Regions from separate parts of the Homo sapiens genome. Here region 1 is linked to region 2. Evidence: read pairs that join two places in POLR2A ChIA-PET (ENCODE). Cell type or tissue: IMR-90. All regions are shown on one strand.

Region 1 (5,000 bases), 62 kb after region 2:
AGATGATAGTTCTTGGACATTTGCTATAGGCTAGGTACGATGCTAAGAGCTTTATACATATTACCTCGTATAATCCTTTCAACTAACTGCTCAAAAAATGTTATCCTCATTTTCCAGATGCTGAATCTGAGGTTCAGAAAGACAAAAAGACCTGCTCACAAGTCTCTCAGCTGGCAAATGGGAGAGGTGGGACTTGAGCCAATCCTGCCTGCTCTGAAAGGTCTGTGTTCTTAACCAGGAAGTCGGTGCCTCCCTAAATGTCCTTGAGCTCTTTTGGATAGTACACAGAGGAACTGTCTCTTATTTTGATTTCTAGACATTTGTTCCACTCAATATGCATTTATTTCAGTGTATATTAGGAAAAATAAATAACAGTAACTTCTTATGGCATATCATATTGATTTTTCATTTACATTAGTAATACGGAATTTTCCTTTTAACTTATTTACTTAAGTTCTAAAATATTGAGTCCATTTACAAACAATGTTGAATGAATAATAAATACGATATGTAGTACAATAATACAATACAAATTATGTATCAAGTATATACAAAGGACTAGGATTTGAAAAATACTGCCTCAGAAACCACCATATATGGGTTTAAAAGAAACACACACACAATGAAACTAATAATTAAACTCTCACCACTCTCACTTGGAACTTGCATTTCCAAGTTTGTAGAATGTTGCTTAAAAAAAATATTCCAGACCCTGCCTAATGAAGACTCCAAGCAGTCTCTAAATTGCTAACTTTGAAGCATGTTTATTTCTTTTTCCTGTTTCTATTTTTGGAATTTAAATGGCTGAATGGATTTTTAAAAATTGCCTCTAAATAAAAAATGAGCCAGGGGCCTGGAGCTCTCTTCTGTCTCATTTGAACTCTGAGCAAATGGTGAATTACAACACCCCTGGACATAGTGGTTTCTAACTACCAAGCTGCCAGGCTTTTAAATAACAGCAGCACCGAATTGTGGCCATAATGCTACCTATTTCCCTTGATAAATTATTTATGCACTTATTATATTTTACATGGGCTGCTGAATCTGAAGGTACTTCTTTGGGGGCCAGGTGATTTCAAGAAGCCCATTACTGAGAATCAACTCAACAACATTAGAAACTAGCACATCCAATTGTATGTGATATTACTCATTAATATTACATCGTTACTGCCTCAGCAGTTGTTTTGGGTGGTGATAACTTTATGTGTGTGTGTGTGTGTGTGTGTGCATGCACTATCCAAAGGCTTCAAGGCAATCCACTTCATTAAGAAGCTGTTTAACATTGAGGGTACATCAATAAAAACTAGCTTAATGCAATCGTGGAACTGTACCTAAGATGACTCGGCCAAATGAAGCTATTACCCATATAATGTGTTTCACACAAGATGGAAATGGTTTACTAAGTTTATAAAATCACTCTCCAGGATTTACAGTGACTGATTTGCTGTAAGATCAGCAGTGTGGTAGAAGTTTTATGCTAACAGTAACTTCACATATGCTCTTAGGAAATTGCTATATTTTCCTCCAAAACAACACAAAACAGCAATGAAATAGAGAGCACTGTTTGTAAAATGTTCCAAAGCACGCTTGTAATTCATCCTAACATTTAGTATTTGGACTTTGTTTGTGACTTGCATAGAAGAAACAAATTAATTAATTCAGCCTTAATTCAACAAACACTCATTAAACGCTTACTATGTGCTGGACAAAATGCTGGGCCCAGGGAACACCAAGGAGAAAAGAAGAGTCCCTGACCTGGAGGAGCAACTCCAGTAGGTAGGCTCTAAATGGTCAATTCCATAATTGTCAATTATGCCGCTAAGTGTCCATGCCAACTAGGAGAAGACACTCACTTCTGCTCCAAGGGCAGAGAAGGCCATGCATGCTTAGTAGAAGCTCCCCGGGCAAACAAAGCAGGCGAGACCTACGGTAATTTTATGGTGGGCATGTGAGACACTTGTTGATTCCTCCAGAGCCTTTCCCTCCTCCTTTGCTAGCTGAGTCCTGATTTTGTTTATGTTTCAGGTTGAGCTCCTTTGGTCTCAGGGAAGGTGGGTCCATGTCTGATCTAGATCAAGGAATGTGACCCAGCTCTGACCAAAAAGATGTAATAGGGAGTGAGCAAGTGGAAAAGGCCTTTCCTATCTGATCAGAGGAATGTTCATGATGAGAAACTCTAGGCTCTTTGCAGCCCTTTCCCTCTAGCTTCTGAATGCCTGTGTGATGACAGGGACTGTGGCAGATTTCTTAAGACCTTGGAGGGAAGACCAAAAACGTCTAGAGATTCCAACCCAGATCCCTGACATCACTAGCCTTCCAGCACCAGCAACCACCCACTCCAGCCTTCTTGATGTGTGAGAGAAGTAACCTCCAATTGTTTAAGGCACTGTGTTACTTGCTGCAAATAGCATTCATGACTTATTGCAAGTTTGTGGAAACACAAGTTTTTCAGGGTGCTTGAAGCAATGCTCTTAAAGGGTTGCAAGGGATGATGCTGAGACGTCAAGCAGGTGCCAGGCTGTTGAGGGCCCTGATGCCACATTAAAGGAGTTTAGCAGTGCTTTCCAGGCAATGGGTCCTTTCCCAGTGGGATACATCAGATGACTGGAGGCAGCACACATATAAGGCAATGCATAATCTTGAATCACACAACCAGACATTTAGCTCTGTTCCCATTCTCTTTCAGTCCTTCTAATTACATAAAGAAGATCTTTCAAAATTGGCCTAGGTGGCTCACGTCTATAATCCCAACACTTTGGGAGGCCAAGGTGGAAGGATCACTTGAGCCCAGGAGTTCGAGACCAGCCTGGGCAATATGGTGAGACTCTGCCTCTACAAAAAATTTAAAAAATTATTAGCCAGGCATGGTGATGCACACCTGTGGTCCCAGCTACTCAGGAGGTTGAGGTGAGAGGATGGCTTGAGCCCAGGAAGGGGAGGCTGCAGTGAGACAAGGTGAGAGAGCCATTGTACTTTCTCTAGGTGACAGAGAGAGACCCTGTCTGTTAAAAAAAAAGGAAAAAAAAATTGGCTTAGGAAGTCTTTACTCTCTCTAACCTTATTAATCTTCCTTTTCAACAAAGATAAAGAATTTTGATAATTACCTTTTGGTTATAGCAAGTGGTACTTGTTTTTCATTTTGGTTGGTGAATCAAGTTTCCTTGAATGTATACTTATTTAAATTTTTTTAAAGTAAGTCAACTTACTGAAAAATATTAAATAAGTGATAGTGCAGGAGCTACACCTACATGGCAAAAACTGCAACGCTGTAATGAAAAACACTGAAGTTTGAAAAATACAGTTGAGTACATCAGGGAGCCACTCAAAGTGTTTAAGCAATGGAGTAATGTAATTAGACTCCCCATTTACAAAGATTTAGTGGACAAGGCCAGGCATTAAGCCTGAAAATGACTTTTGAAAAAAAAAACCAAACAAATTTCAGATGAGAAATGATCAGACTTGAACCAAAGCAGGAGATAGGGAGAAAAGGAGATGCTAAGGAGAGAAAGGGAGGAAAACTTAGGGACCAAGAATAAAAGGATGGAGAGGGAGAGGGAGGAGTTTGGGATGATTCCAAAGTTTGGCTTAGGTAACCGAAAGAATGAATCATGGCACCATTAAATGAGCTAGAGAAAATCGGAGGAGGACTAGGGCTAGAGGGAGGGTGATGGGTACAGTTGGCCACATTGAATTGACAGCCTCTCATTAAACCCAGACGGTGCTGTAGACCACTGGTTCTCAAAGTGTGTTCACCAAACCATCAGCATAGCCTGGCAAATTGCTAGAAATGCAAATTCTTGGCGCCACCCATACTTATTGAATGAGAAATTCTAGTCTGGTTTAACTAGTTCTCTAGGTGATGCCGATGCATGATAAAATTCAAGGACCACTGGGCAGGAGACAGAATTCTGAGTCAAGATACCTGGAGAAAAAAATTTGGATTATTTTAGACAAGGCCTTTCCTTGGGCCTCAGTTTCCTCAGTTGCAAAATGAAGGATTGACTGGGCTATAAGATCTCCAGTAAGTCACCAAACCTCACTGGGTCTCAGTACTTCACCCCTAAATTACCATCTCCCCCTTCTTCTTTAGTAATAGAACCCCAATTTTTAACTAAGTACTTGGGAGTCCAGAATAAAGATCATACTTTCCAATCTCTTTGGCCACCAGGTATGTGACTAAGTTATGACCAATGTGCAGAGAATGGAAGTAATGTGTGTGTCATCTGAAAAGTTTCCTCAAAGAGAAGAGTTCTGTCCTTTTTCATCTTTTCCTCTGTCCTTTGGTCTGGAATGCAGACATGATGGCTGGAGCTTGATCAGCCATCTTGTATCATGAGGGAGAAATCACACTTGGAGGAGAGAAGAGCAATGAGTTAGAAGGAAGCTGGGTTTCTGATGACTCATTGAAACCACCCACTAGCTCTATGTTAACTCTTCTAAACTTCTTTTATGTGAGAAAGGAACTATTTTATTCTAGCCATTTTTATTTTTGACTTTCTCTGCTCCTACATTATTACTAGAAAATCCCTTGTACCTTATACTTTTATTAAAAAATACTATGAGAAAGCCAAATCAGAATATTTGGGGGCAGGGCCTAGGAATCTGCATGTGATGACCTCCCCTGGGAACTGATGAACTCTAAAATTTGAGGTTGGGTGCCTAGGAATTAACTCATATTATTGTTTTATAGTTATATATATATACTCCATGAACAAGGGAGTAAGAAATTTGGGTATTAAAAAGATTATTTTGTTTTTTGTTTTTACACATATTGATGACTTTCTTTGCACTTTTTTTGCTTAAGGGTTTGGAATTGAAACTCTTTGTAGTTCAAATTCTGCCCATAAGGAAATCATCAGACAAACTGGACCAGTGCCTGTGAGCTTATGGCTATGTTGGGGTTAGAATTTTGATCCCTGACTCCCAGCTCTCCGACCTCTGGACCCTGCAGCTTCCCTGCAACCTCTGAAAAGTTACTTTTTTCCCAGCATTGCAAGTGA
Region 2 (5,000 bases):
CAGAATAAAATAATGTGGCATAATATATGGAAAATGCCAAAGACAGTGCCCGCTGCATAGTAGGTGCTTAATAAACAGTAGCCAAAATTATTTCCATTGATCCTGTAATTCAACAAACGTTTAGCAAGTCTTTATCATGTGTCAGAGAGCAGAGGATAAGACAGAGTGCCTGTCCTCCAAAAATGCATCATCTAGGGCCAGAGGTGGGGACATAAGCGGACAGTGAGTGTGTGGTATACGAAGGACTCCCATCACATGTGTGCTGGCAGCGATGGGGCCTGAACTGAGTTGGGCCAGGAAGATAGAAAGGAAAGAGCAAACGGGTCAGGATTTGGTTAACACAGGCTGTGAGCGGTTGGGAGAACTTGCAGAGACACAATTTGGTATTCTGCTTTTTCACACTGAACATCAAATTACAAGCACTTCTGATGTTGCTACATAATCTTCCCGTCATTTTTAATGACTGCATAATATCACACTGCTTCGAAGTACTGTATTTTCCTTCACCTTTTCCCTGTCATTTGATTTTGAGGTTACCAATTTAGAGCTATTACAGATATTGCTACAATGAACATGCATGTGACAGTTTTTTCTTTCAGGGATTATTTCTGCAAGATAAATTCTAGGTCAAAGGGTATGAACATTTTTTAATAGCTCCCACAGCTCACTGCCGAGTTGTTGTCAAAGGGTTCACACACTGGATATTACCATAATTTTATGTATTTTGTCAGAACAGGTAAAACTGGTACTTCAATGTTGTTTTAATTTCCATTTCCTTGATGAGTTGTTTGGCAGGGAAAACTGAATAAAATGAATTTCTTGGATGGATATAAGGGCAAGAGAGTGCAGGAAATTGTGACTGCAGGTAGTGGATTTGGGAGGGGTTTGTCTCACTAAGATGCAGGAAGAGGAGACCTACATGCTGACACTAGTTGCATTTCTTAATTGCTTTGCTTGTATTTTACCTCTCTTCCATGACTGACTAAATCAATAATTAACACCAGAATCATCACCACTGAATGCACGTAACAGGGAAAAAAAATTGTCTTTTCTAACCCTTACTGGCTTTTCAGAAGGGTGGCGACTGTTAAATAGGGACCCTTTATTCTGCTGAGCACTTTGAAGGGTTTGGAAAACGAACTAAAACAAGAATCACATTTGCGGATCTCCCATCATTGATTGGCAACTTGTTGGGTTTGTTGCTGTTGTTATTCACCTGCAGCCTGTCTGTCAAGGACTCAGGGAAGCGGGCAGGATGAAGGCCACCTTAGGGTAGAGAAGAGCGTTCCACTTAGAGGAAGTGTTGGGCTGAGAAGAGGGGAGGAAGGGCAGCTGTGGTCCTTCTGCTCCCCTGAGACTGTTCTGCAGAGAAGATGGTGGTGGGGGATGAAGAGACCAGCCATATGTGAAGCTGTTTTTCCTAGATCAGGGAGGAGCCTGGAGGAGGTATGGTGGAAACATCCAGGTGGGAAGAGGATTCTGAGAACATGGGACGGGGTGGGGGAGGTGGGCAGCTTGTGGCAGTTCCCCTGGACCTGGAAAGCAGGCTGCATGGCTGAAAGGGAGTGTGGACAAGGCCATGTCCAGCAGGTGCAGGGACAACATACAGCCTTTTCAGAAGGAAACTGCTGGATAAATGAGCCTTAGGCAGCAGACAGTATGCAAGTTTTCTGCAAGTTCCCAGGCTCCCCATGAGGGACATTCAGACACTGAGGAGGGCTGATGGTGAGTAGACTTTAGAACCAGAAGCCAATGATTGGGACCATGGATTTCAGTGATGGGTGACCACATGATGTCCCAAAGGCCAGTTGAGACCAGTCACCCTCAGACTAGGACAGGAAGTCCACAGCAGAATGGACACCAGGAATAATACAGAGGACTCCTGGTCTTATAAGCTCCCATCCATGCTGACGCCAACCGCTACTTCCTGCTACGCACATTTGGGAGAAGATGCCCAAATACTCGGCATCACAGAAGGAAAAGAATTTGTAATTCCTGAGGAATTCTGGAAAGGAGGGAGGAAGTAACAGAGATTGGAAGGGAAAAGACAATATGAGTCAGCAAGATGGCGGAAGGCTGTGTACTCTGAGGTGATCCTCCTTTCTTGGTCCCTCCAAATGTTCAGTAAAAGCTACTCAGCCAACCAACTGCTTGTTGTCAGTTGATAACTTGTAAAAACTAATAATGAAGCCTCAGTTTCCAGCCCACATGGATCTAAAATAGGCATCAGATCAGCATGGAAAAGCCGGAGACACTGGGGACCTTGAGGACATGGCCCTGGAGAAATCACAAAAAAGGATGGAAAGGGGCTGTGGCTTTCAAGCCTGTAACCCTGGGTTGCTCCAGCCCAGAGATGCCCATCTCTCTGGGGACAGTCTCTTGAAGCAGTAAGTAATGTGGGCTCTGGGCTGGGCACGGTGGCTCACGCCTGTAATCCCAGCACTTTGGGAAGCCAAGGTGGGTGGATTACAAGGTCAGGAGATCAAGACCATCCTGGGCAACAAGGTGAAACCCCTTCTCTACTAAAAATACAAAAATTAGCCGGGTGTGGTGGCATGCGCCTGTAGTCCCAGCTACTCGAGAGGCTGAGGCAGGAGAATCTCTTGAACCCGGGAGGCGGAGTTTGCAGTGAGCCGAAATTGCACCAGTGCACTCCAGCCTGGCAACAGAGCAAGACTCCATTTCAAAAAAACAATAATAATAAAATGTGGGCTCTGGCAACATACAGCCTGGATCCAAATCCCAGTTTTTCCACTTAGTAGCTGAGTGATATTGGGCAGATCACGTGGCCTTTCTTAATCTCCCTCCTTTATCTCTAAGAACAATCTCTACGATTGTTCTGAGAATTAGATGAGGAAACACCTACAAAACAATTATTATCGCGGCCAGCACATGGCAAAAGCATTGTTTGCTAGCATGGCAAAAAGAAGACAACCATAGTGGAGATGGTGATTGTAGTACACACTCTTAGTCTCCTACAGATTGTCCATTCTCCCCTTTTTCTTGCTCACAGAACCATGCCCAGCTGCAGTGATAAATCACTATGAGTCTGAGCCAATTGTGACAAATATTCTTCCAGCATCCCTTAAGGCCACATGACACAGTTTTGACCAATAGGACTTAAGAGGAAGCCTATTGTGGGGGCTTTGGGAAAGCTTTGCTTACGTGGTGTCTTAGTTCATTTTCTCTTGCTATAACAGAATACCACATACTGAGTAAATTATAAAGAAAAGAAATGTATGTAGCTCACAGTTCTGGAGGATGGGAAGTCCAAGAGCATGGCATGGGCCCTGGGGAGGGCCTTGTTCTGAGTCAAAATGTGGCAGGAGGCATCACATGGAGAGAGGGCAAGAGACTGCGTGTATGTTCAGGTCTCTCTTCCTCTTCTTATAAAGCCACCAGTCCCATCATGGGGGCCCCACCCTAATGACCTTATCTAGTCCTAGTTTCCTCCCAAAAGCCCCGTCTCTAATCAACATATGAATTTAGGGATTAAGTTTCCAGCACATGAAATTTGGAAGACACATTCAAACTATAGCACCCAGCAAAAATAAAAGAAAGAAAGAAAACCTGTCTATAACAACACTTTCCCCACAGCTTCATCCTGCCTTGAACACAGATGTGATGTCTGGTTCTATGAGGGCATCTTGTGATTCTGAGAGACAAGCATGAGGGGAGAGGCCAAGGGAATCAGAGTTACTGGCCCCGGCATTAACAAGCTGCTGAACCAAGGCTATCGTCTGTTCATTCTGGACTTTTTGTTATAAATAAGAATAAACTACTGGGCCTTGTTTTTAGTTACTTGCATCCAAAGGCATTTCTAACAGATATAATGTTTATCTATCTCCAAGGAGCAGAGAAGTCCCAGTGGACTTCCAGGTTGCATGTATATTCTGACCTACAAAACTGTCATATAGAATCACTTCCAGTTTCCCAAAGTGTCACAACATCCATACCCCTAAAAAGTGGGTCCAGGAAAATCATTCCACTTTGCACCATTAGAACTCAGCTGACAAATAAAGTGAGGCCAAGTTATTATCTAAAGCAATAAAATAAAATTTCTGCTTCCAGAGCAATCAATGAGGAAGAAATGGTTACATGAGAAAGGGGAGGGGTTGAGTCATAACCAATACTATCCCGAAAAATCCAAGCACATGTGTTTCCCACTAAGAAATTACCACTATGACTGCCAAATTTCCAATTATTCAATTGACCCCAATTCATCTTAATCCGGACTGTTCTTGGTTTGTTTTGCCTTCCCAAGACCCAAATTAACTATTCTATAAGCTTCTTATGAGTAACGACCAAGTCCTAGTTATCTTTGCAGCTCCAGTGCCTAATATGGGACCTGGCACAGATTAGGAGCTCAATCCAGAATAAATGAATGAACGAATGAGAGATTAGGACAGAATATTTCCAAGCCAAAGACTTCAAGCCATCAGTTGGGCTGAAGTAGAAAAAGAAGCTGCATAGCCAAACAGTTGCAACCATGGGTGCTCCAGTAAAGATAACTCAATTCAAATCCTGTGTCTGCACTGTCATACACCAGCTGTGGGGTCTGTTCGAACCACTGGCCTCCACACCTCAGTTTCCCTTCTGTAACATGGGGCAAGTTATGGCACCCTCATCAGACTGGCTATGAGGGTCATAGTCATTTAGTAAGTGTTCACAGAAAGCACTCAGTGAAAGGCAGGTGGTGGTGGTGTTATTATCACAGTATTTCTATTCTGTGTAGACAGCATCAGGATCACAGGGAGGGCTCGTCAAACACAGAGCTCTGGGCCCCACCCCCAGAGTTTCTGATTCAGTAGGTCTAGGGTGGGGCCTGAGAATTTGCATTTCTAACAGGAACCAGGTGATGCTGCTGTTACTATTCTGGGAACTGCACTTTGAAAACCACTGGCCTAACTTATTGCTGTGAGGTCACAGGCAGGCTGTGCTCGACAGAAGGCAGAAAAGGAGAGTAAAGAGAAGGAAGAAAGGTAACACACACACACACA

Evidence for each region. Peaks named below come from ENCODE experiments on the same cell type or tissue, not always from the same donor. Only the 100,000 strongest peaks of a DNase experiment are listed, where the experiment ranks them.
Region 1: POLR2A ChIA-PET joins it to region 2 with 10 read pairs; 14 of 35 experiments call an interaction of 5 or more read pairs at or near these places.

What each region holds. Positions count from the first base shown.
Region 1 is chr5:173,878,550-173,883,549 of GRCh38, forward strand. No RefSeq gene overlaps it. Among named protein-coding and RNA genes, the nearest start is that of CPEB4, 7.3 kb to the right of the region's middle. In IMR-90, no CTCF peak of the experiment used is centred here; a DNase peak (open chromatin) is centred at 2,242; H3K27ac peaks cover 171 bases.
Region 2 is chr5:173,816,449-173,821,448 of GRCh38, forward strand. No RefSeq gene overlaps it. Among named protein-coding and RNA genes, the nearest start is that of LINC01485, 28 kb to the left of the region's middle. In IMR-90, no CTCF peak of the experiment used is centred here; no DNase peak of the experiment used is centred here.